Linked DNA regions of Mus musculus: regions 1 and 2 are each linked to region 3. A link is a loop called in an ENCODE intact Hi-C map of the cell type or tissue named here. Cell type or tissue: heart. All regions are shown on one strand. Links, peaks and the distances in the headings refer to the core of each region. The heading gives the core; the rest is flanking DNA. Region 1 holds the start of Prkx (protein kinase, X-linked). Region 2 has its middle 45 kb from the start of Cldn34-ps. Region 3 has its middle 78 kb from the start of Tbl1x.

Evidence for each region. A loop is a pair of places that touch in the nucleus more often than their neighbours do. Peaks named below come from ENCODE experiments on the same cell type or tissue, not always from the same donor. Only the 100,000 strongest peaks of a DNase experiment are listed, where the experiment ranks them.
Region 1: it touches region 3 in a loop (2.2-fold over the local background); 3 of 42 quality-filtered maps call a loop at or near these places.
Region 2: it touches region 3 in a loop (2.3-fold over the local background); 5 of 42 quality-filtered maps call a loop at or near these places.

The regions. Positions count from the first base shown.
Region 1 is chrX:77,792,721-77,803,519 of GRCm38, forward strand. Prkx (protein kinase, X-linked) reads right to left here and starts at 3,219. Exons shown (of 9, transcript NM_016979.2): 1 at 2,828-3,219. The coding sequence starts at 2,984. In heart, for the core only: a CTCF peak has its summit at 4,404; DNase peaks (open chromatin) are centred at 2,781 and 3,311; H3K4me3 peaks cover 2,494 bases; H3K27ac peaks cover 1,845 bases.
Region 2 is chrX:77,715,368-77,726,166 of GRCm38, forward strand. It overlaps the pseudogene Gm14746. Among named protein-coding and RNA genes, the nearest start is that of Cldn34-ps, 45 kb to the left of the region's middle. In heart, for the core only: a CTCF peak has its summit at 5,196 (motif pointing left); no DNase peak of the experiment used is centred there.
Region 3 is chrX:77,427,479-77,438,277 of GRCm38, forward strand. No RefSeq gene overlaps it. Among named protein-coding and RNA genes, the nearest start is that of Tbl1x, 78 kb to the right of the region's middle. In heart, for the core only: a CTCF peak has its summit at 6,284 (motif pointing left); a DNase peak (open chromatin) is centred at 6,163; H3K4me3 peaks cover 1,119 bases; H3K27ac peaks cover 1,276 bases.

The DNA.
Region 1 (10,799 bases), core at 955-8,954, 360 kb after region 3:
TCTAAATTTGTATTAATGTCACTATGGACTACCAGATGGCCTCAATGTATCTCAGATGCCAACTCCCCCATCCCCCACAGGACCCTCAGTAATTCCTCTCTAGTGTAAAAGACACTAGCCTGTAGTGATCTGTCAGAGCATCTGACAGCTGCTCATGTGACTCTTCATCTAAGGAGGATGTTCCCATCCAGACAGACTGGAGATCTTCTGCCCTTGTAAGACTGAAGATTTAGTACTGGCTTTCCATAAGGCAGCAGGCCATGGAAGCACTGAAAAGTAAACTGAGGCACAGGACTCAAGAGATCACAGCTGAGTACAGGGAAACAAGACTACATTAGACCTGCTGGACAGAGGGGGCCTGTTCAGCAAATTTAGATATGAGATTCACTGAATTACAAGCACTCTGTCCACTGAGCTACAGGCACTCTACCCACTTAATTCTACCCACTGAATGCAAGCATTGTACTGAGCTACAAGCACTCTACCCACTGAGCTATAAATACTCTGTCTACTGAGTCACATGTACTGTAATCACAAGCAGTCTCCCCATCCCAACTAAGCTATAAACATTATCTCAACTAAGCTATAAACACTGTATCCACTGAATCACATCCCCAGCCTGAAATGTTCTCTACTTGAGTCTCCTAATGAATGGAGAAATGAGCTTTAGGTCAGAGACAAAAGCATCAACACTTATTTCCTGGAGAACGCAGTGTGTGCTGGGGACTAGGGACGCAGGAGTTGTCTTTGTGTGTGAGTATGTGTATGTGTGTGTGTGTGTGTGTGAGAGAGAGAGAGAGAGAGAGAGAGAGAGAGAGAGTACGGAGGTGCTCCATGTTAATTTGGGTGGTATGTACTTGTTAGGCACCTGCAGTTCAAGACCTGGTCTACACAGCAAGTACCTGGACAGCCAGAGCTACACATGGAGGCCCTGTCTCAAACACCCACAAAACTCCGTTGGTCATAGACACCATCTAAATTTATGTGAGGGCTCAGTGAAGAGAGCGCTTATAGCTCAGTTATGTGTGTATATATATGAAAGGATGAGTAGGGGAGAGGGGAGGCTGATGTGTGTGCCCAGGTCCTTCTAAAAGATTCCGAGGGAACAGGGTCATGGTAAGGAAAAGGTGAAGAAGTTGGAGGACTTCAGGACAAGGACGCTCCCAAGATGTCCCATGAGGTCTATTCTAGGGACACAGTGGGGCAGTAAGAGGGCTCAGCAGACCAATAGGCTTGTTGCCAAGTCTAAGGACTTCAGTTTGATACCATGGACTTACTTGGCAAAACAACAGACTTCTAAAAGTTGAACCTTGACCCCACACTTGTGCTGCCCCCTCCCCTCGTTCACACAGTAAATAAGTAAATTTTAAAATTAACAAAAGAGCCAGGTGTGGTGGCACAGATATTTAATCCTAACATTTTGGGAGGCAGAGGCAGGCACATCTCTAGGAGTTAGTGACCCAGAGCTATGGAGAGAGTCCTTGTTTTCAAAAACAAACAAACAGACAAACAAACAAACAAACACAAAAAAGGACGAAGAAGAAGGAAAGAAAAAAGGAAGGAAGGAGAGAAGAACCAGCTAAGGTGCCGAGATGGGGCGTGGAGGGAGAGGGCAAGGAAGACAGACAGAAAGAAAAGGGTGGAGAACCAGTTGAGGTGCCAAGTGCCTGTGAATGAGTCCCTGAAGTCTCAGCACTGGGAAAGCTAAGACAGGAGGATTGTCTGGCATCTCCAGTCAGCTTAGGCTATGCAGTGACTTTCAGGTCAATGTCTCAAACATATAGAGGGCAGTCCCCATTCCCAGCACCCCATAACCAATCTGTGGTGGAGTGGGGCTCGGTTCCCAGCACTCAGAAAGAGGGGGAGGCGGAGAATGTGTAGTTTAAGGTCATCCTGGCTACACAGTGATGGAAAGGCCAGCCTAGAATACAACATGATACATAAATAAACGACATTCATTCAAGCAGCTCAGTTTCCCTCAAAAGTCAATCAAAAGCCAAGATGCAGCGAGTGTCAGCCAGCCTCCAAGAGGGAACCAGGATCAAACTTGCAAGCCCTTTTACCCACACACATTTTTTTTTTAACATCTCACCTGCTCAGCTGAGAAAGTGTTTATTGCCCCTCATCCTGGTCCTGAACCCTGACTTGACTTCCACACCAGGGTGAACACAGAAGCCTCTAGAATCTCTGCTCACAGCTGATCGGAGGACGCCAATCCCTCCCTCTGTCCTTCCTCCATCCTCCCGGAACACTTTCCTAATCATCAACACACCAGGCACAACTGTCCTAGTGACCAAGTTTGCTGAGAAGCCCGGGACTCCTGGGCTTCAGACTTGAGAAGCTGGCGCCCATGATTCGCAAGATCCTAGCCTCCCTCCCCAGTACTCCGGCACGTTTGGGGATCTACCGGCTTCCCTAGCAACTTTCGGGGTCACGAGGGTACCAAGTTTGAGCCACTAAAGAAAAAACGAGACCCAGGCACACAATAGATGCTGGGAAAACGTCCCCGAAGGGTCCCTTGGGGGTCACGCGTCCCTTCGAGTCCCGCCAGGGGTCTACAGTGCGGAGGCTGGATGCGATCCCGAGAAATCCTGGGCATGAGCGGGTGCGCAAGCGCCAGGGAGGCCGGGCGTGGTGTCCCAAGGGTGGCTAGCACCCCAGTAGGGAGCCTCCGAGTCCCTAAGGTGAAGTCACCCTCCTGAAAGCTCTGTGACGTGGGGCTGCCCCGTTTCCGGAGGCCCAGTAATGAGAGTGTGGGAGACAGAAATCTGAGGGTCGCTCCCAAGCCGCGTCCCCACACATAAGTTCTTACTCAGTTCTCACTCACCCACGGTGGCTATGGTGTCCCAATCTTGTAACGAGTGCCCCGCCTTCTGTGACGATGTCCTGGGTTTGGGGTCCGCGGCGGGCGCCGAGACCTTGGTCTTCACGGGGTCATGGTCTGGATCTTTTACGGTCGCCGCGGCACCAGCGGGCGGCTCCATGGGGCGGGGGACGCACGGTGTGACAGCGGCGCAATGGCAGTCTGTGCATCAGCAGTGGGCTCGCACGGGTGTTCCGGAGCCCGCGGCCGAGAGGACAATGGAAGCAAACTCAGCGGGTCTCAGAGCGATGGGAGGGGCTCATGGAAGTCGCCCGAGGGCTCCACGGACGCGCGTGGGGTCCGCGGGACCGGAGCCAACCGCAACCCTCTTCATTCCCGGCGGAAGCCGGCTGGGCGGCGACCGGCTTGTGACGGCGGGGGAGTGGGGTGTCTGGATGACGCGAGGGGGAAGAGCCTTCATCTCGCTCCGCCTTGTTGCGTAACCGACGGGGAGGAGCCCGGCGTTGGCCCAACCCTGCCTATTGTTACTCACCCGCGGGGCCCACGCCCATGGGATGTACCTGCACCAAAGTAAAAGTAATGGAGGGGGCTGCACTGGGGCCACGGGGTCCAGCTTGACACACACACACGCACGCACACCATGGGTCTCTCTCTCTCTCTCTCTCTCTCTCTCTCACACACACACACACACACACACACACACACACACACACACACACACACACCGCATGCCTGGTTCCTCCCCCTTGGCAGGAAGCGGGAAGGAAGAGGTGCAGGAACTTCCGGCTGCTGCTTGGATATTTACCAGCAGAGCCTTAGCAGTGGGTAAAGGCACCAGAAGGAGTCCGGGTTGGGCAGGGTTTCTCGGTTTCTCCTTAATCTCAGGGGATTGAACTCCTGGTGTTCTGTAGTCCCCGAGTGCCGCCCTCCCGAAAGCCCGGGCTCTCAGTGGCCCTGCAGCACCTGCTGATCCTGAGCCCTGGGGCTCCTGAGTAGACCGGGTTTCCAGGGACTTGTTATGCGGCTTCAAACAGGCCTGGGCTCGTAGGCAGTGCTGAGAACTGGGTGCTTCACAGACCGCAGCCACCACCTGCAAGGTGAGGGCGGTGTTTCCCTGAGCCTGGAATGCAAAGAATGTGGTCTCCCGGCTGCTCAGTGCATGCTCACTGCACTGCACCGCTCCTAGCTTTGAGGCACTGGGTCCTAGAAGACACAGGGCCAATAGGGCCCCAAGTCAGGAATGAAGTGGGGACCATCCATTCGGAACCAGTTGCCCCGATGATGCCCGTAGGTGGCAAGTACACTGACCTTGGCAACAAGAAAGTCTGCTGGCTGCTTTATTTATTATTATTTTTTTTTATTGTTTCACATTGAGAACATTTTCTCATTCAATAAACACATGCTAGGACCTGATACTCCACTAGTCAGAATGCACAGAGCCTGCTATTATTTTGAGTTTGGTTACACTATGACAAAACTGTAGCCTGATCCCAGACCTTAGTAGACCCCCAGACTTTATACAGCTGACTCCATGATGGAAGTATCATTCAGGTTATAACACTCAAAATGAAGACAGCGCCACCTACCAAAACTAAAAGACTAGTCCATCAAAGCCCTTAGTTCTGGGAAAGTTTCTAAATCTACTAAGCTTGCATTTTGGTTTCTGTAGTTCCACTTCTGGCTAATTGTTCTTGTTAAAACATGTCAACCTAGAACATAGTTTCTGTTTTAAAAGCTCACCCTGAGAAAGGCTTAGGGTACACTTGGAACCCAAGTACCCAAATGTAGTCTCTGGCTGGCTAATAAAGAATTTCTATTGCCTCAAACCCATGTCCATGCAGTCTTTGGTAAACATCTCAACAACAAAAAGCATTTATTCAACTCTGCAAACATTGATCTTCTGATGAGACAGATACTCTATGAGAATGGGTGCTCTAGCAATTAGGATCTGAGTTCGAATCTCTAAGCCCACATGAAGCATATATACATGTGCCTAAGGCAGGAGGATGGCCAGAATTGTTCCAGTGTGCTCCTCTGCCCACCTTCTTCTGCATGTGCACATTACCACTCACCCTAGGGTCTGCCATTGCCCTAACAGGTATCATCCTCCAGAAACCCAGGGTGATGTCAGGCAGAGCACCCAGGGAGTGCTGCAGACTCAGTATCTAGGGCTGCTCCACTGTGACTGTGATTTCTCCTCCCCCTCATCACATAGTGGGTCTCTTTTTTCATGCTTTGCTCTCTGCAGTCTTGTTTTGTTCCCACATAGCCATCACTTAGTCCCCACAATCTTGTGGACTCAGGCCTCTTGAATTGGGTGCTCTGCTGACATCATGGGCTTGATGATTGCTGATCACATGGCTTCAGGGCCTCAGAGGGTGGAGCTGGGGGGGGTCACAGCACTTGCACATGCACCTGAAAGCAGCATGTGCTTTGGCCTGAAAAAAGGTCATGACCCTGTGCATTATTTATTGGCACCTCAAACTCTGACAGGCAGAGCTGGTTTGTTAAAAACCAACTGTCACTGATAACTGAAGTGAAACTGCCTCAGACACAGCACAAAGGATTCATGGTGGCAAGGAATCTGCTCCTAACAGGTAGAAATACAGAAAAATAAATGAAAGGAAACATGGGCAGTCAAAGGTTGGATATGGGGCTAGGGATGGGGCTCAGTAGGTAGAGTGCTTGTAGTTGAGTATTTGTGACTCATTGAGTAGAGTTCTTCTAGCTCAGAGGGTAGAGCACTGGGAGCTTGTTTGGTAGAGTATTAGACCCAGGATGGCCCAGAGTGAATGACATCCAAGATGACCCAGGGTGGATCAGATCTAAGATGGTGCAGGTTGGGTTGAATCTAAGGGTGGGATCCAAAATGGCACAGAGCAGGTGTGCTACAAGATGGTGCAGGCACTCTTAGGTAGCACACAATGTATGAGGCTTCCTTGTCAGGCCCCAGGGAGGGTTCTTTCAGTCCCTTCCAGATTCTGAGTGACTCATGAGTGGCCCCTTTTCTCCTCATGGGTGGATGGGTTTCTCTTCCCTATCAGTGATTTTCGGGAAAATGCTGCTGCTTTCTACCCTTTGTTCAGTTTCTATATTTGGCAGTGACATTGCAAGTGAGCTTCAGAGGGTTCTTGTTTTCAAATAAAAGTCATGTTCTTTTGCTGTTGGTCAGGGAGTTTGTCACAGCAACAGGCAAGAAATCGAAACACAAGCTACATCAGTGAGGCTGATGTCAAATGCAGGAGTTCTTCAGCCTCAGCTTCTTAAGTGAGGCTGAAGATTCTTAAGATTCCAGATGTGTGCTAGTACACCCACCTGGGTGCTATCTGAAAGCATTAAAAACATCGGGTCTGATGGCTGGGTCTGTAAAGGCACTTGCATCATGCCTAATGGCCTGAGTTCAGTCCTTGGACCCACAAAGCTAAGAGAACTGAACTGATGACTCCCTGCATGCTAGGTATGCACCCTACAAACTGAGCATACTAGCTGGTTTTGTGTGTCAACTTGACACAAGCTAGAGATATCACAGAGAAAGGAGCTTCAGTTGAGGCAATGCCTCCATGAGATCCAGCTGTAAGGCATTTTCTCAATTAGTGATCAAGAGGGGGAGGGCCCAGGTAGCCTTGGGTTCTATAAGAAAGCATGCTAAGCAAACCAGAGGAAGCAATCCAGTGCACAGCATCTTTCTTTGGCCTCTGCATCAGTTCCTGCCTCTAGGCTCCTGCCCTGTGTGTTCCAGTGCTGACTTCTTTTGGTGATGAGCAGCAGTGTGAAAGTGTAAGACGAATAAGCCCTTTCCTCCACAACTTGCTTCTTGGTGTTTTACTGCAGCAATAGAACACTAACTAAGACACTGAGCTACAAGCACATTACTCACTAATCTTCAAGCACCCTATCCACTGAGCTATTGAACACCTTATCCTAGTAGCTATAAGCATTTTTGCCACTGAGCTGTAAGCACTACCTAGTGAGTATAGCCTAGCTCCAAATAGCCTCGGAAAGGTGAGATACGAATCTTCTGTAGACTTAAAAACTATGTTTAAGAAGGGTTTGTGGGTTTGTTGTAGTGTCCATAGATGCATCTTGTCAACAAAGCATTTGGATTTTCTTGTGGTCAGTTAAGTGATTGACGAGGAGGTGGGTGGAGCTCAAGTACTCTGGTGAAAGTAAGAACTTGCTTTCAGTCAGGGATCAAGTTACGTGTGTGTGTGTGTGTGTGTGTGTGTGTGTGTGTGTGTGTGTATGTATGTATGGTGGGGGTTGTGTTGTAGTAGGGCTTCAGTCACAGGTTCTAGTGGAAAACAAAACAGCCAGGAAGGTTAAAGCTTCAGAGTTTATGTCACTGGAAGTTGGATCTGTTTTCTAAAAGTCAGAAGTCATTGACCATGGAGATCTGGATGCTGAAGTTGTGGAATTTATAAGCCTCCTTGTGGGTGCTGGGAACTGAATTTGGGTTGGCTGCAAAGGTAGGTTGTACTTGTAATTGCCAAGCTGTCTCTCTAGCCCCATACATACTTTTATTATATTCATTCATTCATTCATTCATTCGTTTAGTGTCTAGGAACTTCCTGCTTTTACAAGTCTGGATATTAACTATTTCATGACTGGATGGGCACCTGTTGTTTCCTTTTAGATCCATGGATTATCCCTGCTTTACTATGGATTCACTTGGGACAATCCTTGAAGACACTCGAACATATCCCCTAGTCTCAGATCATCTGTGAAACTCTAGTTTTCAGGGTCACAGCATGGAGCTCAGCAGAGTAAGTTTCCCTTGGGCAGCAACCTTCTCTGTGGCAACTCTATCTCCTTTTCATGACTCAGTCTCCATCTCTGCAGATACCACCTTGGTTTCTCATGAAAAATAGCTGCAAATTCTATTTTCTTTTCTTTCAGGTGACTACTTGGTGGCTGCAGGCCAGGGTCAAGGACTATAAACTAAGTAAACTTGGGAAACTTTACAGACCCTCACTTAAAAACTTGCTAAAAGGTGCATATTGCATGCCTGTGAGGCCAGCACTAAGGAAACTGAGACAGAGGGATTTCTGTAAATTCTAGGCCAGCCAAGGCTGCATGGTGAGACCTTGTCTCTTGACAGAAAAATAAAACAAAGCAAACCACCCAAATCCCCAAAGAACACTACATGAAATTCTACTGAGGGTATAGGTGTGTATTATGAGGAAATTGTAAACGAATTTTTAAGTTTGAGTTCCCTACCTGGGAAGTGTTTACAATAATATTGCAGAATCTAAAGAAAATAACACCCAGGAGGCAGAGACATGTAGATCTCTGTGAGTTCAAGGCTAGCCTGGTCTACAAGTTTGAGACTATCCAGTGCTACACAGAGAAACCCTGTCTCGAAAATCCAAAATATAAACAAACAAACAAACAAACACAATAAGGAAAAATGCACATTGCTTCTGCTCAGATGAGGGGAATAGGAGGTGAAGTTTGATGAACTTCAGTCCAATAATGATAAACAGTTTTGATAAAATTGCAGAAATGTGTGCTTGGATTGGAAGAGGAGAAATTCCTCACCTTGGTGTGATCCTTACAGTGGGTGGCAGAAAATGCCAAAATTATTTAGATTCTTGATACAGCGAGAAAAGGTGTACACACACACACACACACACACACACACACACACACACACTCAACACACTCGAAAGTGCGAGGACATAGTCACAAGCTAAATTCACTTTTTTAGTGAAAAAAAAAAAGAAAAAGTTTCAATATTAGATATCCTAAGACTATACTCAAGCCTGGAAACATGAATTCAATTTTCAGAAGCCATGGAAAGCTGGACAGACAGAGCTGATGGCAATGAAGCTGTCCTCTGACAGTCATGCCATAACAATACATAAAAGTAAAAATCAAAGTCAGCTTCTGGATGGGACAACAGAATTGAACTCTGATTCCCAGGCTTGGTCACAAACACTCTTACCTCCTAAGCCACCTAGCTGGCCCCAAAATTGTGAATGTTAAAATCAGGAAATATGTTTAGTTAGTGCTGGGTTGTTTTTTGTTCTCCACAACTTTTTTATTTTTTCCTTATTAAAAACATGTTTACTCTTACAGAATAAATCATAATAGGTGAGTTTTGGTATTAGCTTTCTCACTCAACCTAACTCATTCTCACAGTATCTTTTTTGAGGAAATGTTTGTCACTGCTATGAGGCCAGGCCAGATGCTATCTCAAACCACACAGATCAACTTCCTGTTGTTGACTCAGCCTTTCACAGAACCTTCCAAGTGACCCTCTTCTGGCCAGACCCCTGCACAGTTAGTTTTCTTGTCAATTGATTCCTCTTTAAATGAGTCTGACTGGACAGTGGGCGACAGAAATAAATACTTTTCTTTAGAAAACATCTGCCTCCTCAAAGGGAGTATCCTCCTGTGGTAGATTTTGTAATGTGTTATCCAAAATCTGAACCCCATGTACCTCCCACAGTGATTATGGGAAAAAACTATATACAATTTTAAAAAATCTTAAAAATATTTAAATAACCAGTCAGTGGTGGTGCATGCCTTTAATCCTGTAAGACAAGAACTTGGGAGGCTGATCTTTCAGTGGGAGGCCAGCCTGTTCTACAGAGTGTGTTCCAAGATAGGCAGGGCTACACAAAGAGAAACCCTGTCTTGAAAAACCAGAAATAAACACAACAAAAAATTAAGTAAATGGATAAAGAACTGACAATGATAAATACATAAAACCAGCCCTTCAAATTAAAGGTGAATTTGAAAAGTCACGGCCTTGTATGAAGTAGAATCTTTTAGAAGAGTCACACTTCTAGAAGCACCCTGTGATCCAGGCCAAGCTTAGGGTACTTGATTGTGACTTTGTAGTTTCTCAGAAGTTGTAGCAGGTCCTTCACTTTTAGCAGCATCTACTCCATTGTTCCTGGTTAGCATTAAACCATGGGTGTGATTCCAGCCCCTCCCTTCTTTTGGAGAAATGAGAAAGAGGAACGAGTTTGCAAACAATTCTATTTTTGAAGCAGAGACTTCTGTGCTGTGCTTCTGTAGTTGAACCACCTCTGGAGGTAGTCTCCCTACTGATCTTTTCCCTTCCCTTCATTCAGTCCATCCCTCTTCCCTTTTCCTTTCTGCCTCCCCTTTCTCCACTTTCTTCTTCATGTGGGCTGTGTAGAGATTGTCTCTCTGCTCTACAAATGAACATTCTCAGTTCCCTCTCATATAGTCCTGATTGCAGCTGAGCTGATGTCACATCCATACCAGGATGTTTCAGGGTCAAGGTTCAAGGAATGTGGTGTCAGTGATTTAAGATCCTTGGTGCTCACAGTCGGCCATGGGAAGTTAAGATCTGGCTGTGAATTCATTTTGAACATCACAGATAAGGCATGACCTTGGGAACAAAGAAAGCAGTACATTGTTGAATAGAAGCTTACAATTGGGTTGTTACAAAGCAACATTGATGAACATATTCTCCATCAGTACACCCATTCTTCTATCCATCCACCCACCCACCCATACATACACCCACCCACTCAAACATCCATCCATCAATCCATCTACTTATCCATCTGTATTAGTCAGGGTTCTCTAGAGTCACAGAACTTATGGATAATCTCTAAATAGTAAAGGAATTTATTGATGACTTACAGTCGGCAGCCGAATTCCCAACAATTGTTCAGTCGCAGCTGTGAATGGAAGTCCAAGGATCTAGCAGTTACTCAGTCTCACGCAGCAAGCAGGCAAAGGAGCAAGAGCAAGAGCTAGACTCCCTTCTTCCAATGTCCTTATATTGTCTCCAGCAGAAGGTGGAGCCCAGATTAAAGGTGTGTTCCACCACACCTTTAATCCCAGATGAAAGGCGTAGCCCAGATTAAGGGTGTGTTCCTTAAACTCGGAGATTCAATCTTCTGGAATCCATAGCCACTATGGCTCAAGATCTTCAAACCAAGATCCAGATAAGGATCTCCAAGCCTCCAGATAAGGGTCACTGGTGAGCCTT
Region 2 (10,799 bases), core at 1,165-9,164, 290 kb after region 3:
CACAGTGTGTCCCCCAGTATACCCGTCTATCCACACATCTTCATTTGCAAATGCTCATTGCAATGAGTTATTGGTCTGGTTTGAGGTATCTGGCTTCTGTGGCACCATCAATATTGGATTCTCATGAGGATCCTCCTAGTGGTTATTCTGTTCTTGTGCTGTGTCATGTAGATCCTGAAGCTTTGGATCAGCAGGACTGACCCTTTCATGCATTCGGCGTAGATGATATAGATTGTGGCGTAGGCCAACTCAGAGCCCTGGCTTTCAGCAGAATAGTGCTCTCTTATCTGCCCCACCAGGGAGAGCTCTCCAGCACTGCTCATGCCAGGCCACCCAATGCTGCCATTGACAGGAGGCAGGGCCAGCACATCTGCTCTCATGCCCTCAGAGTTGGCCAGCTCACCTGAACCCAAGCCTCCGGAGCCAGCTCCACTGTGCTGCCAAATCAAGACACAAGGCCCATTCTCCCAAGGGCTGCAGCCTTTGAGGGCCTGGGTCAGCTCACACACCCTTGAAGCTGGCTCACCTGTGCCTTGGCCATCAGGGTCAGCTCTATTATGTTGCCCAGGTGAGGCACAGGGCCTGCTCTCCTGAGTGCTACAGCCAGTGAGGGGGCAGGGCCAGCTCACCTGCTCCCATGACCCCAGGGTCAGCTTACCCAACTAACTTCAGATGTCTTTAATCTGAAAATTGGATTCAGGAAATCTGAAAAAAAAAAAAAGTACAAAAATAGAAAATAATCTTATAATAAATACATTTTTGCTTTGTTTTGACAGGGTTTCTCTGTGTAGCCCTGTCCTGGAACTTGCTCTGTAGAACAAGTTGGCCTCAAACTCAGAGATCCACTTACCTCTGCCTCTGCCTCCCAAGTGCATATACTACTACTACCACCTAGCTAAAAATTAAATATTCTTTTTTTTTTTCCATCAGGAGAGAATTTTATCTTAAAAGTGTCACCTTAAACTGCAACAATGTCTGTTAAATATCACAATTAAACATGCCAAAGGAGAAGCCATGTTGTCAGATGCCCACCTACCCCCCTACACCTCAAACCCACCCTTGCTCACTGTCTATATCTCCTTTTTCTTTCTTTCTCCCTTTCTCTCTCTCTCTCTCTCTTTCTTTCTTTCTTTTATTAAGCAAGAGAAAGTACACAGATACATGTTGGTAAATGCTGTCTGTATTCACATAGAGACACAGTGTAATCTCTGAGCCTAATTTACAGAGAAAAGAAAAAAGCTAGAATTCTATACACTACTTACTGCACTACTACTAGCACGCTCTAGCCTCCAGCAGAGCCAAGGGTACGGGGTGGGGGTGGGGGGGGCTTTTTTCCCACAGAGCATGGTGGTGGTGTTGAATCCACAAGTTTTTGAGACAAGAAAGGATAAAACTGTATTTAGAGCAGAAATGTGGAGATTCTTTTGCTCAAGATATTTTCCCCAAAATTAGTTGAGAACCATGATGTTGAGACCTCAAAAACAGGGTGGCCGAGCACAGAGGAACAGGGAGAAAAGGACTGCAACTTGCTCCCAGGAACTGGAGAAAAGAAAAAAAAAAAAAGAAAAAGAAAATAACAAGGAAGGTTGGAATCCATCAATCTTCTGTGTTAGTCATCCTCGCCTTCATCCTCCTCTCCCTCCTTGCCTTCATTCTCATCGTCATCTTCTTCACCTTCATCATCATCTACTTCATCAATATCTTCCAACCTTTCCTTCTCTGTGTCTCCTTCTCCTTCTCTCCTTCTCTCCTCCTCCTCCTCCTCCTCCTCCTCCTCCTCCTGCTCCTCCTCCTTCCTCTCCTCTCTCCTTCATCACCCATATTGGGAACCAAATAGTTCTGCAAGGGATTTGGCCAAATATCATCTCTGATGACCTATCCTAACTTGTCAGCACGTACATCAGAATGGTCAGTAAACCGGGTAAAGAAGTTCTCTGGCTCTTCATGCTGCCTCTTCCTGCTGGCCTTATTCTCCGTTAGACTTGAGCGTTTTGTCAAATCCTTTCCAGATTTCCATATGATTTCAGTGGACTTTGAAGACAGGTTACCACTCTCATTCAGATGGAATTCTTTGGAGAGAACCTTATTTTCAAAGTAAGGATTTTCATCAAGATAAAAATCTGTTCTGTGCCGGGCGTGGTGGTGCACGCCTTTAATCCCAGCACTTTAATCCCAGGAGGCAGAGGTAGGCAAATTTCTGAGTTCGAGGCCAGCCTGGTCTACAGAGTGAGTTCTAGGACAGCCAGGGCTACACAGAGAAACCCTGTCTCGAAAACCAAACCAAACCAAAATAAAACAAAACTCTATTCTGCAACCTGATTTAATGTCTTCAAATTAAACTTCAACTCTGCTCAAATAATGCAGAGCCTCCTCGTCCTCCTCCCCAAGCAGTGCAGACACTTATGGATGATTGACAAATGTTGTTACCCCCAAATTTGGAATTTTGGCGATCAATTCTGACTTCTCCTGAAAAAACGGTTGGTAGAGTTTGTTATATTTTGTTCTACTTTCAAAATTTCCTCACTGGCTGGTTCATTAAGTCTGTCTATTTCATTTTGTACTTCATCAACATGTTCAATTGCTTCTTGGTGTTCTTTTTCTGAGGTCTTGTCTGCCCTGTCTTGATTGTAGTTGAGCTCCTTTTTCCTGGCTTTGGCCATGATGTGGAGCCCTCCGCGCTCGGGGGCGGAGCAGGGAGGGGCGGGAGGGGGAGTGAAGGGACAGCCAAGGGGGCAGCCAGTGAGTTCCCCTCAAACCTCACGTGAGGGCGCCCGCTTTTTCTGGCCTCCCCATGACCACCTAGCACTGCCCGCAGCCCCTGAAGCTGAGGCAGGCCCGGGGGAGTTGTGTTGAGCCCTTGGCCTGGGCTCTCACTGAAGGTGGGGCTCCTTGACTCACACCCTGCTCTGGCTTGCTTCTTGATTGCCCCGAGCCGCCTCCTCCTCCTAATTTTATTTATTTATTTATTTATTTATTTATTTATTTATTCCATGATAGGGTTTCTCTATGTAGCCCTGGCTGTCTCTGGAACTCAGAAATCCGCCTGCCTCTACCTCCCAAGTGCTGGGATCAAAGGCGTGTGGCACCACCTCCTGGCCCAGGCCCAAAATTTATTCTTAAAGGTAAAAATGTTAGACACTAAGCATAAATTGTCAAAAAGATTATCTAAATTAATATGAACATTGCTGAATACCATGCAAACATGCAAATATTAAACCATGTTTATACTGTATTTTCATGCACTGTCTCATAGCATTTTTTGTACTGTGTGCATGGATTTGAGCAGGACATCACTGCATTATGTGTGATCTAAGTCATCAACAGCAGTTGTTTCAAGCAAGGTTAAAAGATTTAACAAAGGTTCTTATTTGGACGAAGAAGTGGCTGCTTAGCCTTATTTATAATAGCCAGAAGCTGGAAAGAACCCAGATGCCCCTCAACAGAGGAATGGATACAAAAAAATGTGGTATATTTACACAATGGAGTACTACTCAGCTATTAAAAAGAATGAATTTATGAAATTCCTAGGCAAATGGTTGGACCTGGAGGGCATCATCCTGAGTGAGGTAACACAATCACAAAAGAACTCAACTGATATGTACTCACTGATAAGTGGATATTAGCCCAGAAACCCAGAATACCCAAGATATAAGATACAATTTGCAAAACACATGAAACTGAAGAAGAACGAAGACCAAAGTGTGGACACTTTGCCCCTTCTTTGACTCTAGCTGCATATGTATCAAAAGATGGCCTAGTCGGCCATCACTGGAAAGAGAGGCCCATTGAACACGCAAACTTTGTATGCCCCAGTACAGGGGAATGCCAGGGCCAAAAGGGGGGAGTGGGTGGGTAGGGGAGTGGGGGTGGGTGGGTATGGGGGACTTTTGGTATAGCATTGGAAATGTAAATGAGCTAAATACCTAATAAAAAATGGAAAAAAAAGAAATGGGAACAAAACACCCATGGAAGGAGTTACAGAGACAAAGTTGGAGCTGAGACAAAAGGATGGACCATCTAGAGACTGCCATATCCAGGGATCCATCCCATAATCAGCCTTCAAACGCTGACACCATTGCATACACTAGCAAGATTTTGCTGAAAGGACCCTGATATAGCTGTCTCTTGTGAGACTATGCTGGGGCCTAGCAAACACAGAAGTGGATGATCACAGTCAGCTATTGAATGGATCACAGGGCCCCCAATGGAGGAGCTAGAGAAGGTATCCAAGGAGCTAAAGGGTTCTGCAACCCTATAGGTGGAACAACATTATGAACTAACCAGTACCCCGGAGCTCTTGACTCTAGCTGCATATGTATCAAAAGATGGCCTAGTTGGCCATCACTGGAAAGAGAGGCCCATTGGACATGCAAACTTTATATGCCCCAGTACAGGGGAACGCCAGGGCCAAAAAGTGGGAGTGGGTGGGTAGGGAAGTGGGGTGGGGAGGGTATGGGGGACTTTTGGGATAGCATTTGAAATGTAATTGAGGAAAATACCTAATAAAAATATTTTTTAAAAAAAGAAGTGGCTGCTTAGAAGTCATGAGCAATGTGCTGTCCTGAGGAACAGGCTGGCTTGGTTGTTTGCCCTTCCAAATAGCAATCTGAAGGCTCTATGAGGAGAGACAATGAGGATAGCCATAAGGGGAAATCTGCAGCTAGGAGGAGCACAGCATAGATGTGCGATGGTCACCAAAGCTTAAGTATTCATAGTATCATTGAATTGTACAGTAACTATGGCTAAACGAACAATTACATGGGATGTGCATTTTCCCGCAATAAAATCAGTGGGCAAAAAACTAAAGTAGCTCTTGGCACTAGAATGTTACAACTCTCCTACTTAAATAATATTATAAAAACGCAAACATCTTACTAGAATCAATCCATTGTGTTCTCTTTCCTAAGCAAGCAAATAAGTAGAGATGACCACTTTCCTTGTTCACAATGAGATCCCCTCAGTATATAATAACTATCACACTGGAGTATCACCTTCCTTATGCTGAGCAAAGCTCTATGGTGTGTATAGAGATAGTCTCCACGTAACTGGGAGTGGTGGCCCCACTCAAAGGGGGTGGGGTGGCAAAGGGGGTGGGGTGGCAGGCCATTTCTGGGATCTCTTCTGGCAAAACATCTTCATGTACTTATCTGAAGGAAATGAGAATACGCATACCAGGCATGGGGTGCCATCTTGTGGAAGTAAGAAGTTGTGCACTCTAGCAGTGTCTTCTGCCAGAGTTGGCCTCAGCTCCAAAGCCAGAGTAAGATAAGTGTAGAGACAGCACATTACCTTTCTCAAACAGAATCCACACCCTAGTCAGGAAGGAAAGGCATACTTTCCAAAGATGCATGCATAGCCCTTAGCCTGACCAACGTTTTTCAGATCCATGATTTGGCTATGAAACCAAATATCATTGGACAACTCAGGTCAGTCGGCGTTTTCTACCTAGTCCCATGAGATGTTTTTGGCCCTGCAAAAACTCAGCTAAGAGCTCTCACTCTGCAAGCCATGTCAGACATCACCGTAGAATTCAGTCATCATCCTGAATCTAATGAATGAATGACATATTTTATAATAAGCTAATAGGAACTTAAGTGTTTGTGGTTATGGGACACCAAGAAGCCAAGTCCCAGAACTAGAGTGGGAGGGTAAGGCCAGGCAGTTCTGTAGGAGTGGGAGAGCAGCCTGGTTTACATAAACAGCTCCAGGCTAAACTCAAAACAGAAACTCTTCCTGTTCCAGGAGATGATGTGTCCTTTCTGGGTACAGAGTGTAAGAGCAAACTTCATCAAGCCAAAAATTATTCATAATAAATTGAAAGAAGCTGAATGTAGTGACCTGTGTAGCACACACAAGAACAGAAGTAAATAAAATATCAGTCAAAACAAACATGTAAAGCCGGGCTGGAGAGATGGCTTAAGAGCATTGGCTAATGTCCCAGAGGACCCAGGTTCAACACTCAAATGCAACTCATGACTGCCTGTAACTCCAGCCCCAGGGATTCTGGCACCTTCACACAGACATACATAGAAGCAAAACACTAATGCACATAAAATAAAGATAAATTAAAAATGTAAAGCCTGCAAAATCTGCTTTACTTGCAAGCCACACTAATGGATTTGTAATATTAGGGCAAATTACTCCTTGGATACATCCCAGTAAATATCCATACTACCCATTCTCACTAACAAAGAGCTTATGACATTCTTTTTTGTTCATCTGTTTTTCTTTTTTACTTTTTGAAGCAAGTACTGTTTGTAGAAAAAAGGGAGGGGCTTTAGAAATATTCACATATGCCACTGCCATTCACTAACACTGGAAATTGACTTGGGTGGGTAGAAAAATATGTGTACCCATCGTTATCCATACAAGGAAGAGTCCTCTGTAGGTTAGGGTAAGCAATTTTGCAGTACCATTTCCCAGCAAGCAATTCTTTCTGTGTAAATAAGGCCATTTCTGTGGTACCAGGTTGCAAGTAATCCTAATTAGCTGCATAAATCTGACATTCTGTGGCTCTAAATGGGTAAAGGGTAATCCTGTTTTTGTTGTTGTTGTTTTAGTTTTTGTTTGTTTTTGTTTTGCCTAGAGAATTATTTAGTAACATGGTTTAAATGACCTGTGCACTAGTGTGTGCTCTCTCTCTGTCTCTCTCTCTCCCTCCACACACCCCCACCCCTCATGAAACTAAGTGACATATGACTGCTTGCCCATCTACAGGTGCTGAGAACCAAACCCAGGTCCTCTGGAAAAACATCCAGTGCTCTCAAGTCCCGAGACAGCTTTCCAGTCTACATCCCCTCCCTTCTCTCTTACAATTATAGCTTCTTCCTTTATACTTTGACTGTTATTTACTGCTGACACACAAATGAAAACTAGGAAGCCTAACAATGATTCCCAGGGTTACAACATCCATTTTAAAAATAGAACATTCTTGTAACTCCCTCCAGAACCACCATGGCTGTGAATATACCACACCATTTGTTTTATCATGGTCTTCTTTCTCCAAATGACAGGAAGGGGGTGAGTGGAAGCTGTGGGGATATCTCGAAGGTTAGTGGATACCTAGGTTGATTTTTTTTAAAATAAAGCAACCAATGGCATTTGACAAAAAGGACAGAAGGTGGGAACCCTGCCTGGCCTGTAATGCACACCCTCGTTTCCTCAGGGAAAATGCATGATGACCATTTGCCAGAACAGGTCACCTAAACACCACCTTTAGCTTTTCACCTATTAAAGTAGAATCATCTTTACACACAGCACAGGGCTGTGATCAACACATTTCTGTGCTGGAGTCCCTTGATGAGATCATCAATTAATTGATATTATGTGTGTTTCAGAGGGTGTTTACCAATGCATGTGAGAGACAAATGCAGATGTTCTTTTTCTCCTCCTAACAAGTGAGGGCAGGGATGCAAGTTAGGTTGTCAGGTTCACTGGCAAGTGCATTTACTCTTTGAGCCACTGAACCTTAAAGAGATGATTTTTTTTTTGGTTTTGTTTGTTTAAGATGTGGTTTGACTATGCATTCCTCACAGATTTATGCCTGCCTCTGCCTCTCTAGTGCTGGGGTTAAAGTCGTGAATCATCATCCCTTGGCCCCGGTGAGGTTTATTTCTTTGCTCTTTTTGGTTGATTTGTTTTGGTGTGTGTGTGTGTGTGTGTGTGTGTGTGTGTGTGTGTGTGTGTGTGTGTGAGAGAGAGAGAGAGAGAGAGAGAGAGAGAGAGAAGTCTGTCTCTATGCGTACTTGACAGTTCTGAAACTTACTGTGAAGAACAGTCTGCTCTTGAACTGAGACATCCACGTGTCTCTGCTTTTCAAGTGCTGGAATTAAAGGTGTGCAGAACTATACCTGGGGCAGGTGACATTTTTAAGTGTCAGTAAAAACTTAAACAATTATAGACTATTCCCTCCCACCTTCCACCTCTCACCTCCCACTCCCTTGAGGGAATGGGAAAAAGCAAGCCCAGTAGGATCTGTTTTGCATTTCAAGTCAATGCCATTAACAGAGGTCATCTAAGGATGTCACGGGCCAATGTATTTGCCATAGGTGTTCAGCACATGCTGTGCGAGCTGCTGGTGCTGCCTGCCTTCAGCTTTCTGGTAAGCTGAAGACTCACTGGTGTGTTCATGGCTCTCAAGGATCAAGTTGCTACTGCAGAACGGTCAACAATGCCTCCTGTTTACTTCTCTAAAGAAACACATTTCTCAGAGGTGTGGTCATTTATAGTGGGACTCACCTAACAGTGCCTAGCACTAATGTATTTGAAATGTTTTTACTTCTGAATTATTTACATTGGCTGAAATTCTATAGACACTTCAAGGCACTCAGAAAACCACACAGTAGAACTAGCAGTAATGTGTTTTGCAAGCAGTGGTGTCTGACTATAAATAGGCAGATTAAACAGAAGGAAAACTTTTGAGTCATTGGTTTAAATGTTGAATATAGCACCATACTAACAGGCAGGGACATCATTCGTTGGCCAAGATTACAAGTTATCACACTCGATGTCCAGGGGTGGTAATCCATTTCACACCTATATTCCACTTTGTTCCTATTGTAGTACATTTCAGGGTGTGGGTTTGTTGCACTGTTCTCAGTGGAGAGTTGCTGCTCATAGGCTGTCTTTTCTTCTGTAAAGATACAATTTAAAGGAAGAGACTATTCAACTACATACGCACTTTAGGAAACACTTATTGAAGATATTACCAAGTAGGGAAAGTAGTGGATATTAGGGTGCTGACAAGAGCAATGTGCAATTATATATGTGTGTGAAAATACATATCACAGTGGATTACATTATTAAATACACAAATTAAAATATTAATAAAAGCTAATTTTGAAAAGATGGTACCAACCAATGCATTTTAACTATTTCTCCATGATAATTTCTTGAATATGGTTGAATTTTGGGATTTAGATCCACAGTACATGAAGAAATCAGTTTATTTTTCCTTATGTAAAAATATCAGCCTACAAAATATTATCAGGACTTTGGGGGAATATTTATGGTGTCAAGAAACACATAAAATATGTCAGACAGACTCTGGGAACACATGCTCCTGGTTGCCCTCTGACACAGGACACTTTTCTGTCAGTGGGACCTGTCTCTTGTTTCTGGACAACAGGAGCAATGATGAATTAGCATCATTATGTTACATGAGGGTGCAGGATAAATTTGTAATACACTCCTTGCTGAAAGACTCTCTTACAACAGCCTTTTGAAGAAGAAACTTGCCATGCTATGAACTTTTCAAATGAAGAAGGCCAAAAAGCAAAGATTAGAAGGCTTCTTCCAGCCAACTGCCAGCAAGAGGTCTCAAGTTTAGCAACCTGTAGAGCTCTGACTGGATGCTACCAATGCCCACAGTTAAGCTGGAATACTACTGCTAAAGCCCCCTCAGTGACTAGTCTGCACAGGTGACTGTGCGGACTACAGAAGCTACAGAAGATTCTGGGACAGGCAGAAGCGACACAGCTTCTGGGACAGACCCTGTTTCGTGCTCCAGACATCCGGGAACCTTTCCTGTCAGAGGAGAGGTGTCCACCCGGGAGGGCTCTGCCAGAGGACCTGGGGGAGCCATCTTGGCTCCTGGATCCCTCAGAGACTAGTCTTCGCAGGTAAGAGTGTGGACTACAGAAGCTACACAGCTTCTGGGACATGCAGAAGCAACACAGCTTCTGGGACAGGCCCTGTTTAGGGCCTTCATCTTCAGCCAGGAAGCAGGTCCGAACGCCAGATATCTGTGTATCTTCCCTGCAAGAGGAGAGATTGCCTGCAGAGAGTATTCTGACCACTGAAACTCAGGAGAGAGCTACACTCCCAGGTCTGCTGACAGAGGCTAACAGAATCACAGGAGGAACAAGCTCCAACCAGAGACAACTATAACAACTAACTCAAGAGATTATCAGATGGTGAAAGGCAAATGTACGAATCTTACTAACAGAAACCAAGACCACTCACCATCATCAGAACACAGCACTCCCACTTCAGCCAATCCTGGATACCCCAACACACCCATAAAGCAAGACTCAGATTTAAAATCATATCTCACGATGCTGGGAGAGGACATCAAGAAGGACTTTAATAACTCACTTAAAGAAATACAGGAGAACACTGCTAAAGAGGTAGAAGTCCTTAAAGAAATACAGGAAAACACAATCAAACAGGTGATGGAATTGAACAAAACCATACAAGACCTACAAAGGGAAGTAGAAACAATAAAGAAAACCCAAAGTGAGACAATGCTGGAGATAGAAACCCTAGGAAAGAAATCTGGAACCACAGATGGCAAGCATCAGCAACAGAATACAAGAGATGGAAGAGAGAATCTCAGGTGCAGAAAATTCCATAGAGAACATGGGCACAACAATCAAAGAACATGCAAAATGCAAAAAGATCCTAACTCAAAACATCCAGGAAATCCAGGACACAATGAGAAGACCAAAACTACGGATAATAGGAGTAGATGAGAATGAAGATTTTCAACTTAAAGGACCAGCAAATATCTTCAACAGAATCATAGAAGAAAATTTCCCAAACCTAAAGAAAGAGATTTCCATGAACATACAAGAAGCCTACAGAACTCCAAATAGACTGCTGGTGGGATTGCAACCTTGTACAACAACTCTGGAAGTCAGTCGGTGTGAGGAGTGGGTGTGGCAGCAGTCCCAAGATGGCGCCCGGGACTGCAGCTAAGTCTTATGACTTGCACCTGACTTCCTCATACACCTGAAAATAAGCCATGACCATCGTGAAAGCTGCACAGGTGCACCATGATGCTGGTGGTTTAAACAAGT
Region 3 (10,799 bases), core at 1,341-9,340:
CAAATTGTGAGCCAGATTAAACCCTTTGTCCTTTAAACTGCTTTTGTTGTGCTATTTTATCACAGTGGGAGTAAAGCAAATGAGACAAACAGGAGCTGATTCCCTACCACCACGACCATGTGCCATGTGAACTGCAAGGCATGTCCCAGCATGGTGGTAGAGATCCGTGCAGCTTGCTGGTAAACAGCTGGCAGCCCTTTGCTTTGAGACTTGGGGTGGTGTCTAGGTCATTAGGATGCACATTTCTCTGCACTGCTCTTTCATTTGAATAATCATTTGTCACAATAAGAAAAAAAATTGAGAGGGAAGGTTGAGAATGCATTGTGGTTCCAAACACAATTTTAAATCCCAACAAAATAGAGGCTAATATTTCAATAAGAAGGTTTTGTTTTCTTTGGTAACGAGTATTAGAAAGTTAAATTAAATGTGACCTAAGGAGAGAAAAATGAAAGTAACACATTGGCTCACATAGTCAAACCTCTCCTGAGTGGCCGTCAGGCTGCATTGGATCTAAGTACTCGTTTCTCTTTTAACTACTTGGCACAGTGAGTGTCCCTGCCTTAGAGCCATCTTTGGTTTTCAGAAGATGAATTTTATTGTGAGAGAATTTGCCTGTGCTTGCTTAGCAACCCCCAAAACAAAAACAAAACTCTGTAAGTCAAGAATTCGACTGAAAGTTCAGATCTTTGGAGGATGAAGGGCCCTGGATCCTTCCTTTAACAAGTTACTGTGGCAGAGGCTTATTATAAGCTCTCTGGCCTTGTCTGAGACACCCCAGAGCTCCAGATCAGAGTGATAGCCTAGTACAACACCAAAGAAACTCATCTTTTAGTCAAGAGGGGTAACAACATCTGTAAAAACCAGCATTTGGGAGGCTCAGGCAAGAGGACTGTCATTCATTCAAGGCCAGCTGGAAGTCATAGCCATCTGTAACTCCAATTCCAGAGAATCTGATGCCCTCTTTGGGTAACTGATCCTCTGGAGCTAAAGTTACAAGTGGTTGTGATCTGCCCAACATGGAGTCTGGGAACCAAAGTTTAGTCTTTATTAAGAATATCAAGCACTCTTAATTCCTGGACAAAATCATCACATGGGCCCAGATTTTATCATTTCTAGCAGCTTCCAGTAATAGGTTAGTGTTGGCACAATTCAATGAATATACAATGTGCCTTTATGCTTCAAAGTGCCTCTGAGATGTTGCTCTTAAAATGAATGGAAGGGGAAAGTTCACTAACACTGTGGAAGGCTCCAGAACTCAAAAGATCAACTTTGCTTTCTTTCATCTGATCAAGCCTAGTGCCCCAGGTGATTCTAAGTAACAAACCCAAAAATGTTTCTTTTCTAGTCCATGCTCAACTCACCCTTGAGATGTCTATTCAGATAAGATTGATATGTGCACACTTTCAGAAGTACTCTAGAATTATCTACCATCCTACAGCACTACCACTGGAATCAAACAAAGCAAAAACCACAGAGATGCCAACCAATTTTTTTTTTTTTTTTTTTTTTTGGTTTTTCAAGACAGGGTTTCTCTGTATAGCCCTGGATGTCCTGGAACTCACTTTGTAGACCAGGCTGGCCTCGAACTCAGAAATCCGCCTGCCTCTGCCTCTGCCCCTCTGCCCCTCTGCCCCTGCCCCTCTGCCCCTACCTCTGCCCCTGCACCCCTGCCCCTGCGCCCCTGCGCCCCTGTTCCTCTGCCCCTGTCCCTGCCCCTGCCTCTTCGAGTGCTGGGATTAAAGGCGTGTACCAACCAATTTTAGCCTCTGGCCATGCCTTGTTGGAACAACTCCCCTCCCCCCAAAATCCAAATATTCCTAGCCTTGACACCTTTTAGTATGTTTCTGAGCATAAAAGCAACCAAGGAGGAAAAACAGAAAAAAAAATATCAATAGCCATTTTACCACAAAAGGTACTGCTTTTGATAAACAACCTTTAAGGTCTCTGCCACATTCAGTCAAGGAAGATTCTTTCTATCTTCAAAGCCTACACAATGATCGTGTTGCTCTCCTCATTCTACAATATACCAAGGGCTCCCTCTTTGGTGCCCTGAATATTCTCAGCTCAGGGAACACAGATATTAGCAAGATGCTTCTCCAGCCAGAAAGGCATTACACAGGAATAAATTGTCAGCTGTCCCTCAGGCTACTGGGAAGCTGAAACAGACAGGTAATCTCTTTAAAACACAATCTCATGACCTAGACAAGAGAATTAATACTGCACCTATCCTACAAACCCCTCAAGCCTAGCTGTTCATAGGGCCCTGCTCTGTTAAATGAAGGTCACCTAAATCTTTCCACCCTGCTTTTTCCTTGAGGTCAGCACCCCCTGGAAGTCTGTCTATGCCCAGGGACTGAGAGGCTAGAGGAAGAAAGGCTGAGTGTTTCTTCCTTGCTTCTTCGCTACTTCACTTGAAAGTGTTACCCTAAAACTCACTCCCCACCCAAGTACCTTGCAATATAGCTCTGTATGGGAACAACCCTTAAAGATGTGATGTGGTCAAGGGTCAGCTTCATAGTACACAATCATAACTCTAGCACTGGAAATTTAGCTTGTTATTTTACAGCAGAGTTTGTTTCATAAACCCCAAGGGAACCTCTGTGGTGGTTAAAATGAGAACCACCCCCATAGGCTCATATATTTGAATGCCTGGTCCCCAGTTGGTGGTACAATTTTTGAAGGATTAAGAATTGTGCCTTGCTGGAGGAGGTATGTCACTGGTGGCAGGCTTTGAGGCTTCAAAAGCCCAAACACACTAGTCAATTCCGCACTCCCCCTCTGGACATTGCCATGATCCCAGCCATGGTGGTCATGGACTCTAATCCTCTGGAACCATGTGTCTCAATAAATGTTTTCTTTTATAAATTGTCTTGGTTATGTTGTCTCATAATGACAATAGAAAAGAAACTAAAAGCAACGAAACCTTCAACTCCTGGATAGCCTAGCCTAACCTTGAACTTCTGATCCTCCTGCTTCCACTGCCTTCAGACTGGGAAAACAATTATGGCTCACCATTCCTGGACTTAGCACTCAGAATCTGAGACAGGAGGCTCACAAATTTGAGGGCAGTCTTGACCATGAGTAAGACCCTATCTCTAATACAAACAATAAAAAGATATGGTTAAGGTAAAATGAGGTAATATCTGAATAGTGTTCTTATGAAATGAAATTAGGAGGTATGAACTCTGTGTGAGTTCAAGGCAAGCCTGCTCTACATACCAAGTTCCAGGACAGCCTGGGCCACAAGGAGAGACACTGTTTCAAACCACCACCAACAACAACAACAAACAAACAAAAAAAAAAAAACCAACGAAACCCTTATGATTAGAAAATATACACAGAGAGACAATCCTGTGGTGACAATGATGACACAGGCTGGGGACATAAATTATTAGAGAGTGCTTGCCTAGCATGAAAAAAAGCCTGGATTCAATCATCAGCATCACATAAACATAAACCAGGTATAGTGAGGACCACCTGCAATCTCAGCACTTGTGAAATGACTACAGTAATGCCATCTTGTCCTGACTCCATTTTTGTGTTTATTTAAACAGTTCTCAGCCCTTTATCCCTTTCCCCAAATAGTCACATCTGCTTGACAACATATTTGAGATTTCCATGACCTTGACTATGGCCCAGATATATTATCCAGAGTAATTAATGTTTATACAAAGTTAACATAAACTAAAATAACTGGAAGATGTATAAGTAAAAAATAATTAGCATGTTATGTCTAAAATAACTACTACATTCTTCCAGAAATAAATGCTTCAAGGTCACTCTGACTCTCACCTAACTTTGATGTCTTTTGATGGTCTTTGTGGTTTTTACCTTTACAAACTCTGTACCCCTGAGCTTGGTCACCAAGAGGCTTTGAGGCATGAGCCTGCTCGTGGTCTCCAGACAATAAACAACTCATATACTTTTAAATGGCTTAATCAGTTTGGTTGTCTGTATCTTTCTCTAGTGGATTATTATACTTGAGAAATGGAGGCAGAAAGGACAGGATACAAAGTCATCCTCAGACACAAAGCAAGTTGGAGGCCAGCCTGGGCTACATAAGACTATCTCAAAAGCTCACATGAAACCATGAGGGGACATTAGCATCTACAAGAAGAGGAAGAGCCATCCAAAAAAGGGATTTCTGTTGGCGCTTTCACCTTGAACTTCCAGCATTCAGAACTGTGAACTGTTAGGTTTTGGGCTTGTTTTGGTTTGGTTTATTTTGTTTTGTTTTTGAGTCAAGATTTCACACTGTAGACCAGGCTGGCCTCAAACTGGCAGAAATCCTTCTGCCTCTGCCTCCTGAGTGCTAGGATTCCAAGCATAATTTACCCTGTCTCACTCCACCCTCCAGGACTGTGAAACAAACAAAAACCCATGACGACTGCTTAGACAAGCCAGTTTGTGGGCCTGGCTTCAGCAGTCTTAGTTGTTAGCTTTCTGAGACAAAAGTCAGAAAGAACGCAGAGTCTAACCTTTGACAGACAGCACTGTATTTATTAACACCCACAGCGAGGGAGTAGCAGCCTCTCTCCTGTGGGAAATTGAGGGGTCTCACAGGGGGGATAAAGCTGATCTATATAAAGTGTTGGAGTAAGGGACTTGGGAATGAGGTAATTGTAGCAGCAGTAGCCCACATTTCTTTTCTGCAATCTCTCCTTCCTGAAATTGTTTGCTCAAGGCAAGACCTTGGGAGATGAGATGTCTCTACAAACTTGCCTTTCTGAGCTGACCGATAAGATATAGCAAGGCCATCTGTAATCTCCTAGGATTCCGGTTTTACCTCTGAGGAGTCACTCTATCATTAGCAGAGCAACAAAGTCACTGCACATGGAGATGCTGGCCAGTCTGGCTGTGTGCACTGGTAACAGATGGTGAACTACACCTTTGCCAGTTTGCACCTGGCTATTTTAAAGTTGTGTGCACAGAATGGCATTTAAAGGTCTTGCATATCTCTTTAGAAGGGACAAAAAGCATAACATAACCCACAAAGCTTGCATGGAGGGAGCAAGTGGCTGTGCCCCAATTTGGAGAGGTGTTCAGTTTTTCATAGGAGGGGATTGCTTTTTGGTTTAACTGGCATTCTATTTTTTAGGGGAGGGGTCTTTCTTTTCTCCTTCCTTTTTTTATTCTGATTTGCCTTGTAACTGGGGCGAGTGGGGGAGAACTGGAAGTGCTTCTTTATGTGGGGGTAGGGGGACACGGTGAGCCACATGGAGAGAATCCCAAGATACCACTGCCTCATCCACCCATTCCTGTCCCCAACACATATACACAAAAATGTGAATTGTCATTTTTTTGAAGTTTTTTTTTTTAAGCAGTAGTTCCTGTTACATTCAAGGAAGACCTAGGCCATTTTATTATTAAACAATGGTCTCTTTTTAAGTAAGAAAAGAGAGAGAGAGAGAGAGAGAGAGAGAGAGAAGAAAAGAAAACTCAAGATCACTTTGGTAGAAGGCTAGGATCTGCCCTACTATGGCTGTGTTTTAAATCTGTTTTCTTAAGTCCTCAATTAAGCTTTCCAGAAACTGGGCGTGTTTTCATTTGCATTCCGAAACAGAAATCTGACGAGTTTGAACATTGTCTGCTTGGGTTCAAAAGGAAACTGTAAATTTATACAGTCTGTTTTAAAAAAAATGTCAATTGCATCTTAATGAGTCTCCGCAGAGAAGTGCCCCACCCCTTCTCCCATCCCCCTCCCATCCCCCTCCCTCCTACTGACCCGGCCCTCCTCTGCCACCGCCCACCCCCTTCCTGCTCACCTACCTCCCCTTCCTTCCTCCACTTCCCATTCCCCTCCATTTCATTTCCCAACTCCCCTCCTTCCAGCTCTACTTTCCATCCCCCACCTTTTCACTTTCCAAACCTGCCCCTCCTCCTCCATTTCCTAGGTCCTCCCTCCTTCCCAGCCCCCTCCTTCGCGCTTTCCACCCTTTTTCTTCCCCCCTCCTCCTCCACCTCCTCCCCCTCCCCTTTTCCTCCCTGAGCCGTGTGCATTCCAGCTGCAGCCCTGCCCCTTCCTCCCCACCCTGCTCAATTCTTTCTCCCCCCCCCCTCCCCCGCCCACTTTCCAGCCCGGTTACCAGCCAGGCTCCCAGAGGGCTGGCGAGCGCATGCTTCCAAAGGTCACGTGGTCCCTCCGCCTCCCCGGCGGGGGAGGGGCGGCTGCCGAACCTGTTCTTTGTTAAGAGGTCAGAGCCTGCGCCTGCGCTAACTGGGAAGGAACTACCGAGGAGCTTCAAAGAGCTGCGCAGTCTCCGCGCCCCGCCCCCAGCTGGGCCTAGGTTGTAATCGCTGGACTCCTCAAAGGCGGCCGGGTTCACATCCTCCACAGGGGTTGGGGACCTTCTGGGAAACCCAGAGACCCTATAAAATAGGGAAACTGGGGAGCAGTGGTGTGCTTAGCGGGAAGCGCTTGAATGCTCAAATGTGTTATTCTATCTAAAGGTCTTTCCCTGTGCAAAAACATTTTCCCCTCCAAAAATGAGAGTTGAGGGGGAGGGGAGGTGGGTAATAAAACTAAGCGTGCTCTGTGCAAGCAGTTGAACACTGTGATTAGGTTACATAGCTGTAAAAATATTTTTCTAGGTCACTAGATATTTTTCAAACTCAGACTTTAACTGAGGGCAGTGGAATTTTTTTATGCCAGAATGTATTAACCACTCCTGATTGCAAAGAATTGCTGTGTCTTGTTTGTTTTTTCTTTTGGGTTTTTGTTGTTGTTGTTGTTGTTGTTTGGCTTTTGGTTTTTTTGGTTTTTCGAGACAGGGTTTCATTTATCTGTATAGCCTTGGCTGTCCTGGAACTCACTTTGTCAAGGAGGACGGTGAGGGCCCCAATCCTAGCCTGCAGAGGACCAGGATGTGGCTCCCAAAGTCCATGGCTGGACAAGTTTTAGAAGCCCGGATCTGAGAAGGACAGAAGCCAACTGGGGCACAAATATAGCTCTTGATCTGGTGGGTGCTCTGGGATGGGAACTTATTTGGGGACACCGGGGCCAGCCTTGGTCATCTTTATTTCTCTTACATAGCAATGAGCGTCGTTTACACAAGCACAGACACTTAAGGTCTTGCTAACATATGCCAAGCACACTTCTTTACATAACTGATATGACTTTCATGGCCGCTGTAGGGTACACACTGCTGTCCCCTGCGCCCCCTACCCCCTGGCTTTTTTGGGTAGTTTTGGCTATAGCCCAGGCTGGCCTCGAACTCAGAAATCTGCCTGCCTCTGCCTCCCGAGTGCTGGGATTAAAGGCGTGCACCACCATACCCGGCTCACTGTGTCTGTTTTAAAACATGGGCTGGGGATGTATCTCTGGGTAGTGCGCTTGACTAGCAGGCATGAAACCCGGGTGTTGGCAGCACTGCGTTCCAACTGAGCATGGTGGCACACACCTGTAATCACAGTGCTGGAGAGGTGGAGGCAAGAGGACCAGAACTTTTTCAGGTCGTCGTCAATTTCACAGTTTGTATTGTTATGTTTTGTCGTTATCGCCTAAAAGCCAGTTCTTTTCTACAGATAGACAGAAAGGGAGTGGATCTGATGGGAGGGGAGGTAGGGAAGAACTGGGAAGAACAGAGAGAGGAGAAACTGTAATCAGGATATATTGTAGGAGAAAAGAATCTATTTTAGTAAACGGGGAAGAAATGACTTTAAAAGAAAAATCATTATTACAAAGAAAAAAGGTTCTGAGTCTGAGATGTATGAAACCTTGATTCAAGACAATAAAAGGTTACAGCTCAGTGACACTGCACTTGCTCGGCACTCAAAAGTGGAAGAGTGTGTAATTGTGTAATTATGTAAGTAGCCTTTTCCTCTACAGTTCTCAGTGTGACAAACAAATATAGGTCAGGGATAAGTATGTTAACCTTGCCTGCTTGGATATTCCGGATTTTCTGTTCCATTCTATGTATATCTGTATACATATCCTGGGAGTGGGGAGCACATGGGTGCACTTATGCCATGGCATATGTATAAAGGTCAAAGGACAAAGTGGGTTTTCCAGGGTTCGTTCTCTCTCTCTCTCTCTCTCTCTCTCTTCCATTCTGTGAGCTGTGAGCACTGGGATTATGGATGTTGGATACAGTGTTCATTTTTGTGTGGGTTTCAGGGACCTGAACTCCCATCGTTCTTGCTTACTTGACAAGTACTTTAAGCACAGCCATCAGCCAGAATTAGACTTAAAGGTAGAAAATACAATACTGACCACATTTCCAAGAGTTGAAGATGACTGACCAGGCTGGCAGGAAATAGCTCCTAACATCCACAAATCCCCATCCATTAGAAGACCTTGGGAAAAGCTCTCTGGCCATACCTTTGAGAGGAACACTTCATAAACGTCCCATAAAGCCTCAGTGTTTGTCATGAGGGTTGGAAAGTTTCCCTTCTGTCATGTTTTTTGATAAATACCATGTTTCACATATGACATTTAAACAGAATAGTCAGTATCACTACTTCTATCTAAATTGAGTACCAGTGGTGAAAGGCACAGATCTCATGGTGGTGGGATGAGATTTGGGCATCCAGGTATCCAGTCACCTCCTGTTTGTGTTGAATTCCACAGGCCTCAAAAGCTCAGGGCCTGCTCTTTGATAAATAGCCCAGCAGGGATGTAATGAGTGAATGGAATCACTCAGCTAGTGTCTAGAGTGTGTTGTATTTCCAAGTTTTCCCATTTTATTTCTTCTTGAACACTGAATATTAAAAAGAATAATTGCTGTTTCAGTTACTTTTCTATTGCCATGACAAAATACCATGACCAAGTCAACTTATAAAAAAAAATCATTTAATTTAGGGCTTACAGTCCCAGAGGGTTAGAGTTCATGAACACCATCGGAGGAGCATGAAGCAGACAAGGAGGCATGGAGCTGGAGCAGTAGGTGAAACACAATCACAAAGCAAAGAGAGCTAATTAGGAATGGTATGGGCTTTGGAAATCGCAAAGCCTTAACCAATAACGTACTCCCTCCAACAAGGTTCCACCAACTGGGGAACAAGTATTCAAATATATGAGCATATCTGGGCCCATTTTCATTCAAATCACCATAATCAGCTTTACCCAAGAGAACAGAAAGCAAATGTTTATAGAACATGAACTCAAAAGTTAAAAAAAAAAAAGAAAAGAAAAGAAAAGAAAAGAAAAGAAAAGAAAGAAACACCCAAAATTGTATCAGTAAACAAATACATATATAAAATGTGGTATGTTTATATAGTGGCATTTAACTTAGCCATAAAAAGGAATTACTAAAACATTCCATGAGGAGGTTGAATCTTAAAAACAACATAATAAGACCCAAAAGGATATATATTCCATTTGTAGGGAATGTCCAGGAAAGAATGAACCTTCACCACTGGAAAAAGGTGAGGAAAGACTCTCAATGAGACTGTTTTCTATTGAGGCAAGAAAAACATTCAGAAAGAAGACTGTGATCAGCAGTGCATAATTCTACACATCACTAAAAACAAAGCAATGGATTATACAGTTTCCATGTCTGAATTTATGCCATGTAGTCTGTTACACTTTTTGTTTTGTAAAAGAGTCTCATTACAGAGCCCAGGGTACCCTGTACCTCAGTTCCTGACTGCTGGGATTACATGACCATGCCACCACAATGGCTTCAACAACTTTAATGGGTTTTGCTGTTATTTGAAACAGGATCTCCCATAACCCGTGCTGGACCTAAACTTGGTATGTAGCTAAGAATACCCTTGAACTCCTGATCACCCTTTCTCTCTCCACTTCTCAAGAGTTGGGATTACAAGTATGCATCACCACCTGCTAACAACCTTACAGTTTCCTTCTTGATGGTACTTCCTCTAAGTTAGAAAGGACCATTGGTGCCAAAGCACCTTCAAACTCACCATCCTAAAACTAGCAAAGGCTACAGAAGTTGTTTTCTGGACAGTGGTTTCTTGCAGATCATTCATTTGCTTCCTTACCCAGGTCTAAGCCCCAATCATGTGGCTTAAGCACTTGGTTGCATTGTTTTAAACTTTTGTGTTTTCTGGCATGTTCCCATGATGTTCTGGACCAGATCTCTCTCTTGCTGTGATGTGCTTGACCACAAATTGAACTCATTTGGGGCTGATGGGATTACCTCCTGCTTTCTGGAGCTTCAATTCAGGTTTTTCTTTAGTTAATTTTGTCTCACATGCCTCTTGTAGTTCCTTCTCCAGGGAGAAATGCCCATCTACCACAGTGAGATTTGCATTTCCTGTGGAAACTCAGGACCCACTCACATATACATGTGTAGCTTCCATGTGCACCATGCTAATGAAGTAGTCCTCCCATTGTGTCTGTGAGTGCTCTGCCACTTTCCTGTTGACATACTTTCATTTTTCTCAGAGCTAGTCACCACTCATAGCTGGCTTCACAACCAGCTCTTTTTCAAGACATACTCGCTCAGCTGAAAAACATTGGTCTAGACCTGTGGCCTTTGGCCAGCAGTGATTCTGCCCCAGAAAGGAGATTAGGCAATGTCTGGAGACATTTTCAGTTGTTAGTCGGGGCTAGGAAAAGGAGTGATGCAAAATAAAACACAGGATGGGCCTATCACAGGGAATGCTTGTTCTCTAAATGGCAAATTTGTTGAGCTTAACCAGATATAATGGTGCATGCCTTTAATCCCAGCACTCAGGGGCCAGAGGCAGGCGGATCTCTGTGAGTTCAAGGCCAGCCTGGTCTACTTAGTGACTTTCAGGCCATTCAGAACTATTATAGTGAAACCCTGTCTCAAAACCAACCAACCAACCAACCAAACAAACAAACAATACTAAGGCTGAGAATCTTGATT